Linked DNA regions of Homo sapiens: region 2 is linked to region 1. Evidence: read pairs that join two places in POLR2A ChIA-PET (ENCODE). Cell type or tissue: PC-3. All regions are shown on one strand. Each heading gives the region's core, and the rest is flanking DNA. Links, peaks and the distances in the headings are about the cores only. Region 1 overlaps IMMP2L (inner mitochondrial membrane peptidase subunit 2). Region 2 has its middle 30 kb from the start of IMMP2L.

What was found. Peaks named below come from ENCODE experiments on the same cell type or tissue, not always from the same donor. Only the 100,000 strongest peaks of a DNase experiment are listed, where the experiment ranks them.
Region 2: POLR2A ChIA-PET joins it to region 1 with 10 read pairs; 4 of 35 experiments call an interaction of 5 or more read pairs at or near these places.

What each region holds. Positions count from the first base shown.
Region 1 is chr7:111,525,857-111,528,788 of GRCh38, reverse strand. The region is part of intron 1 of IMMP2L (inner mitochondrial membrane peptidase subunit 2); the gene reads left to right. Among named protein-coding and RNA genes, the nearest start is that of IMMP2L, 35 kb to the left of the region's middle. RefSeq lists enhancers at 1,139-1,188, 1,509-1,578. In PC-3, for the core only: no CTCF peak of the experiment used is centred there; no DNase peak of the experiment used is centred there; H3K27ac peaks cover 1,049 bases.
Region 2 is chr7:111,591,510-111,594,441 of GRCh38, reverse strand. No RefSeq gene overlaps it. Among named protein-coding and RNA genes, the nearest start is that of IMMP2L, 30 kb to the right of the region's middle. In PC-3, for the core only: no CTCF peak of the experiment used is centred there; no DNase peak of the experiment used is centred there.

The DNA of each region.
Region 1 (2,932 bases), core at 271-2,770:
TATTTTCCTCTTACCTTCAAACCTCCCACACAACTTTTAAATAGTTTTTATAATTAGGATGACTTGTGGTGGATTTATCCACCTGGTTGCCATGGATGAGTGATTGGTGACTTTGTACAAGCTAAAATATAAGCAGGCTTAAGAACAATTTTAGATGAATTAATGCATGATCAAGCCACAAGTTGTTACGGGAAGGAGAGAAATTTACAGTGTGGGTTGTTATGTGGTTGAGGTCAGCATCACCAAGAAACTCTCACTTGTAAGTGCTGTATGCCAGGTGGCAAATATGGTTTCACTTGATTCTGAAAGCTTATTTAAAAAATATTCTCAGTTTAAGCACTTCAACAATGAACTGGGTGTACTTACAATTTTAAGCAATAATTTTCTCAGGAGCAGTGTTTTGAACCTCAGTGACTTCCATAGTTACAAGAAGAATGAGGTAACTGATAAAAATTATTCCCTTTTTGCTGGGGGTGATTTTAGTACCTGATTGTTATTGCTTAGATGAAATTTTCCCAGAGGAAGTCGGGGCTAGGTACTTATTACTGTGGTGGTTTTAAACATTTAAGGTGTGAACAAAAGACCGGATCATCTGAATGATTCTTTGGCAATTTACATAGACAAGGAGGTGCATTAACTTTGCCAATATGTGAATGCCATAAAACTTTAAGAAAATTATTGGATATGACAACATAGAAATGTTGTGTTCATTTCTTCATGTATGAATGGCTTCTTTAGTATTTACATGATAGAAGCTTTTAACAGTGTTTTATTATTATGAAATATAGGTGCCCCTCACAATTCAGATAAAACAGGACTGAATTGAGCGTTTTCTTTTGAGCCTCTGAAAATAGCAACCACTTGTACCTTGTTTCCAGGGTAGCTTTTATTGCTCTTGCTTCCTTGGCTTGGAGCAGGATCAGCACATATCAGATTGAGACATCTCCCACATGCTCCTTTATAATCTCTCAGAAAAACACTTGCCCTGACTTTGTTGTGCAGGCGATGGTAGCAATGCTCTGGTCAGCAGTCAGGTTGTGGAAATGAGAAGTGAAAGAGCAACGGTGTTCAGGTCTTTATCTATATTTAAAATGTTCTTTTACATCATTGGCACTGGTTTCAGCTCCCTCACTGTTGGGTCTTTTAACCAGTTGTTTAAAAAAAGTTAATTCTCTTTTATTTTCAATACTTAAAAAAGTCTCAAACCATAAAGGCAACTCACTTTTTCTTAGTCAATAGTGATCTCAGTGTTTGTTTTAGTATCTGCCAAAGTTCTTAAGAAACAGTTAAAAGACAATAAAAAGTTATAGAAATAAAGAATTCTGGCTTAGAAAGAACCTTAGATATTAAATCTACCCCCCCCCCCTTTTTGGAGACAGGGTCTTGTTTGGTCACCTAGGCTGTAGTGTGGTGGCACAGTCATAGCTCACTGCAGTCTCAAACTCCTTAGCTCAAGCAGTCCTTCCACCTCAGCCTCCCAAGTAGATAGGACTACAGGTGTATGCTACCATGCCTTGCTAATTTTTAAATTTTTAGAGATGGAAGTCTTGCTGTGTTGCTCAGGCTGGCCTCGAACTCCTGACCTGAAGTGACCCTCTTGCTTGGCCTCCCAAATAAGCCCCTTCTTGTCACACATGAGGAAACAGGCCAGAAGTGACTTGTTCAAAGTCATGGAACTGGTTATAGACAGAGACAGATATCTACCTCAGGTCTCCTGAGTCTCATTACCATGCTCCTTTTTGGGGACCAGTGACTACATGGAGTAGAAGTAATGTAGGAGAGCATTACTGGAAAAGAAGAGGAGGCTCACAATTCAGGAAATGTGAATTTAATGCAACTTTTATTAATGTTTCCCCCTTAATTTACATTTTAATCATGCATACTACCTTATAACTAAGATAGCTGTGGCATCATATTTGGAAGCATTCCGTTTCTGTCCTGCAGGTATCCTCAGCTGTTTTGTGAAGGTCCATGCATGCAGGGCATGATGAACAGCAAAGAGAAGACATGTTTCCATTCTGTGCCTCTTAAAATAAAAGTAGCGAATATTTGACAGAACTTTCCAGAAGTTTCCAGAAATATAGATAGCCTGCACTGGCTACATAAACAACATTATAGTCAGTTAAATATATTGATTGCTGCATAAACAGGAAAGAATCTTGCTCAGTGTTATTTGTACTACTTAGAGCAGCAGAGATTGGGGTGAGAGTGTGGTTTGTTCATTGTGATGGGATAGAAATTAACACTAGTGTTACCCCGTATTATCTGTATATCATAGTGACTTCCTAGGGCAGATACCATCTTTCTGTTTTAGAAACCAGCAAAAATTCAAAGAAGAAAATAGTAATCGTCTCCATTCCTAGCATATAGAATTAACCACTGCTAGCATTTTGATGCTGCTTTCTTCCCTCTTTTGGTATACTTTAATAATTACACAAGTAACATATGAGTGGTTATTAAACAATTAAAACAATATAAATATTCAATTTTAAATACTTTTATGTGCACATATAAATGTATGTTGAAATGTAAGGTATTGTTTAGTGAGAGTTTTTGAATGGTACTATACTGTATGCTTAGCCATCTTTATATCCTCTGTACTTAGCATTGCTGCTTGATAGCAAATAAATGCTTACTGAATTAAAAATTCACGTAATAAATTCTGTATATACTCTATCCAAACTGAACTTATTTTAGTTTCTTAAACAGCTACATTTTATTTTGCCCCTAGGCCTTCATATATGTTACTGCTTTTACCTGAAATGCCGAGGTCTTGCCTCAAATGCCATTTTTTGGGGGTGGGGGTGGAGTGGGGCAGGCCTTCCTTGATCATTTTCTGATGAATAGACAGCCTTGCTTCATGCTGTCATGCTTCAGGGCCATCGTCCCTTTTAATGCTCATCCATTGGAAATAATTGTTGAAGGGCAGTCT
Region 2 (2,932 bases), core at 297-2,796, 66 kb before region 1:
ATTTGCATTTCCCTAATAACCAGTGATGTTGAACATCTTTCTATGTGCTTATTAGCCATTATTATATTTTCTTTGTCTATTTTTGAATCTCAATAAAAGATTTTTAAAAATTCTATATGACATTTTAATATACAAGTTGCCACATTTTAAAATTACACTGATCTTTAGTCACACAGGGACTTTGGTTGGAAGAGAAGATTATTCCTTGATTCTCAATTCTAGGATTTTCAGTGGAGAGCAATTGACTTTTAATTTCTTTTTTATGATCTCATAACAGAGTAAAGAGGATTCAGGACCTTCTGATTTGTCAATGCAGAGGACAGAGCTGACATAGAAATTCTTACCACTCTAAATACAAGGAAATGCTAAATAAAATATTACTAGTTCATTCAATCAATGATTTTTTTAATTCCAAATACGATCAGGGAAATTTTTTTCTTTGGCTTGTTAGCAATCATCTGAAAATATAAAATATCATTAATTATATAACACTACTTTTAAATACAATTTTGGCAGACAAATGGGAGGGTATATTAAAAAACGTTAATTTTTCCTTTTTTCAATTTCCATCTGACCTTGTATATCATGATTAACAGTTTATTTGAAGGATGTGACAAAAAAATTAAAAAAAAATAATTTCATGATTTTCCGGGATTATCTTTTTTCTCAAAGAGTCTCAAATAATATGTTTTTAAAAAATTGTAAAACGTTTCAACCAGTGTACATTTTCATGTAATCAGCACTTCCCCCAGTTTTTCTCCTTGATGTTCTTCTAGAAACTTTGTCAGGAAGACTAGTGAAGAATTTTGAATGGGCACAATTCTGGGTGTTCTGGAACGTCTGACACTGTCTGGCTTACTCTCCAAGGTAAGGTTATCTGATTCTGTTGGAACCTGTGCTTTGGACTGCCCTTGACTGAGCTATTTTACAACTCAGGAAGTTGTAAAAAATTGACTGACAGTAAAATGCAAATTATTCTTTTCCATAGACATGCTAATGAATTTTATCATAGAGATATAATTGATTTCCTCTCTGTAGAAAAGATGATTCCAAACATTACAATTTAGTACCTATAGGATCTATTAATTTGCACATATTAGCACATTTACTTCAACATTCCTGCTTGCCTACATATGACTGTTTCTATTCTTTTTTGAATAGCTTGTAATATCTTACAGGGTCCTTCATTAATTAATGAGTTAAATAAAAATTTTCACATATGCTCTTTTAATATTTGTATTTTGTCATTTTGAAAATCATCTTTTAACAAGTTTATTATCCTCAATAGGTATTATGTACTCAGTTCTCTCATCAGCTTAGGTAAACCTATAATATAAACAAAAGTTTACCTTTGAACAAATTAAATTTTTTCCAAATAGAAAGAAAGTCAACATTTACTAGGTTTTGCCTGCTTGCTTATTAATAAAATATATGCTGATTAATTTTAAAAAGCATTATTTAATGTTCCCTTACCTCCTCTCTACCCTCTAAATTCTAATTGTCTGTTGCTTATTCAATCTAGGGCTCATTTCCTTTTTGACAAGATTACTAGGCTGATAGATAAAGGAAATGTTATAGACACAGTATATCTGGACTTAAACATTGTATTTATCCTAGGTTGGATAGTTTTCTGTATAATAGGATAAGTGCCAACTGGGTAAAACTGCAAATAATTCTGGCCCTGCCCGGTTGAACATTTTATTAACGACTGTTATGCCTATTGTGGGGCTGACTTAGATTAATTTTTGTGGAACACATTCTGTTTGTCAGGCACTTTTACTATATCATTTAATTTATGATTATTATCTTTATCCTGTATGTACTCAAGGGCCAAATTAAGATCAGTGATTAAAAGTTATAGAGAAAATCATTTCACTGAATATAAGAATAACTTCTTAGTGGTTAGAACTCTCTGAAAATGGAATAGTAAATTTCATGAAACAGAATATAACAGAATGATTAAGAACATAAAGTTTAGTGTCAGGTAGACCTTCATCTGTGTGCTCCAGGTTCACCATACAGTAGCTTCTTGAGCTTGGGGAAATTCCTTCTTTGTTTCCTCATCTGTGAAATTAGGATATTAGTAGTACCTACCTCATAATGTTTTTGTGAGAAGTAAAGGAGATAACATTTTAAAGTGCTTTTAGCACATAGTAAGCCTTCAACAAGTGAGAACTTAAAAAAATACTATTATTATTATTATTATTATTTTGTTTGTGGTTTATGGAGAATGAGAAACACATGGAGCAGAATCACCCCAGATGAGCTCAGCCTACCCTTAGCTAATCTGTAGATGCTTGAACAATAATAAATGTTTTAAACCACTGAGTTTTGGGAATGGCTTGTTATAGAGCAATAGCTTACCGATACATCAAGGTCCCTTTCACCTCCAAAATTTCATAATACTGTGGGATTATGCTATACATGTTGCCTCTTATTTGAAAGGTGAATTACAGGCACTTCTCAACCATGAAGTAAAGAGTAAAATGTATCTATTTCTCATCACTGATGCTTGCCTAAGTTTCCACTTACGAGAGAATTGCTGTCTCAAGAAGCAATACAGGATTACTAATCATCTTTCTCATTTCTTCTACAATTCTTTCACATATTATCTCTCAGAAGGATAGATGTTTTCTGGCTTGTTACTACAAAAAAGTCTAAGTCTACATCACAAGTATAAAATGACTTATCAATTAATTTAAAAAGCATTGCTTGGTGTTTTCAAGGTATTCAAATATATATTCTTAAGCATTTAAACATTAATCTTTTATGAACTGTTCCCGACATTGCTAATGGATGAGTAGGAGAAAGAGAGTTCTAATAGCCTCATTCATGTCTTCAGAAGTCTAGGAGTCCCCAGTTTATTTAAAATTCTGGTTAATTTTAGTTACTCATGCTCAAGGATACTCTCTGAGCATCATGTCCAATTTAC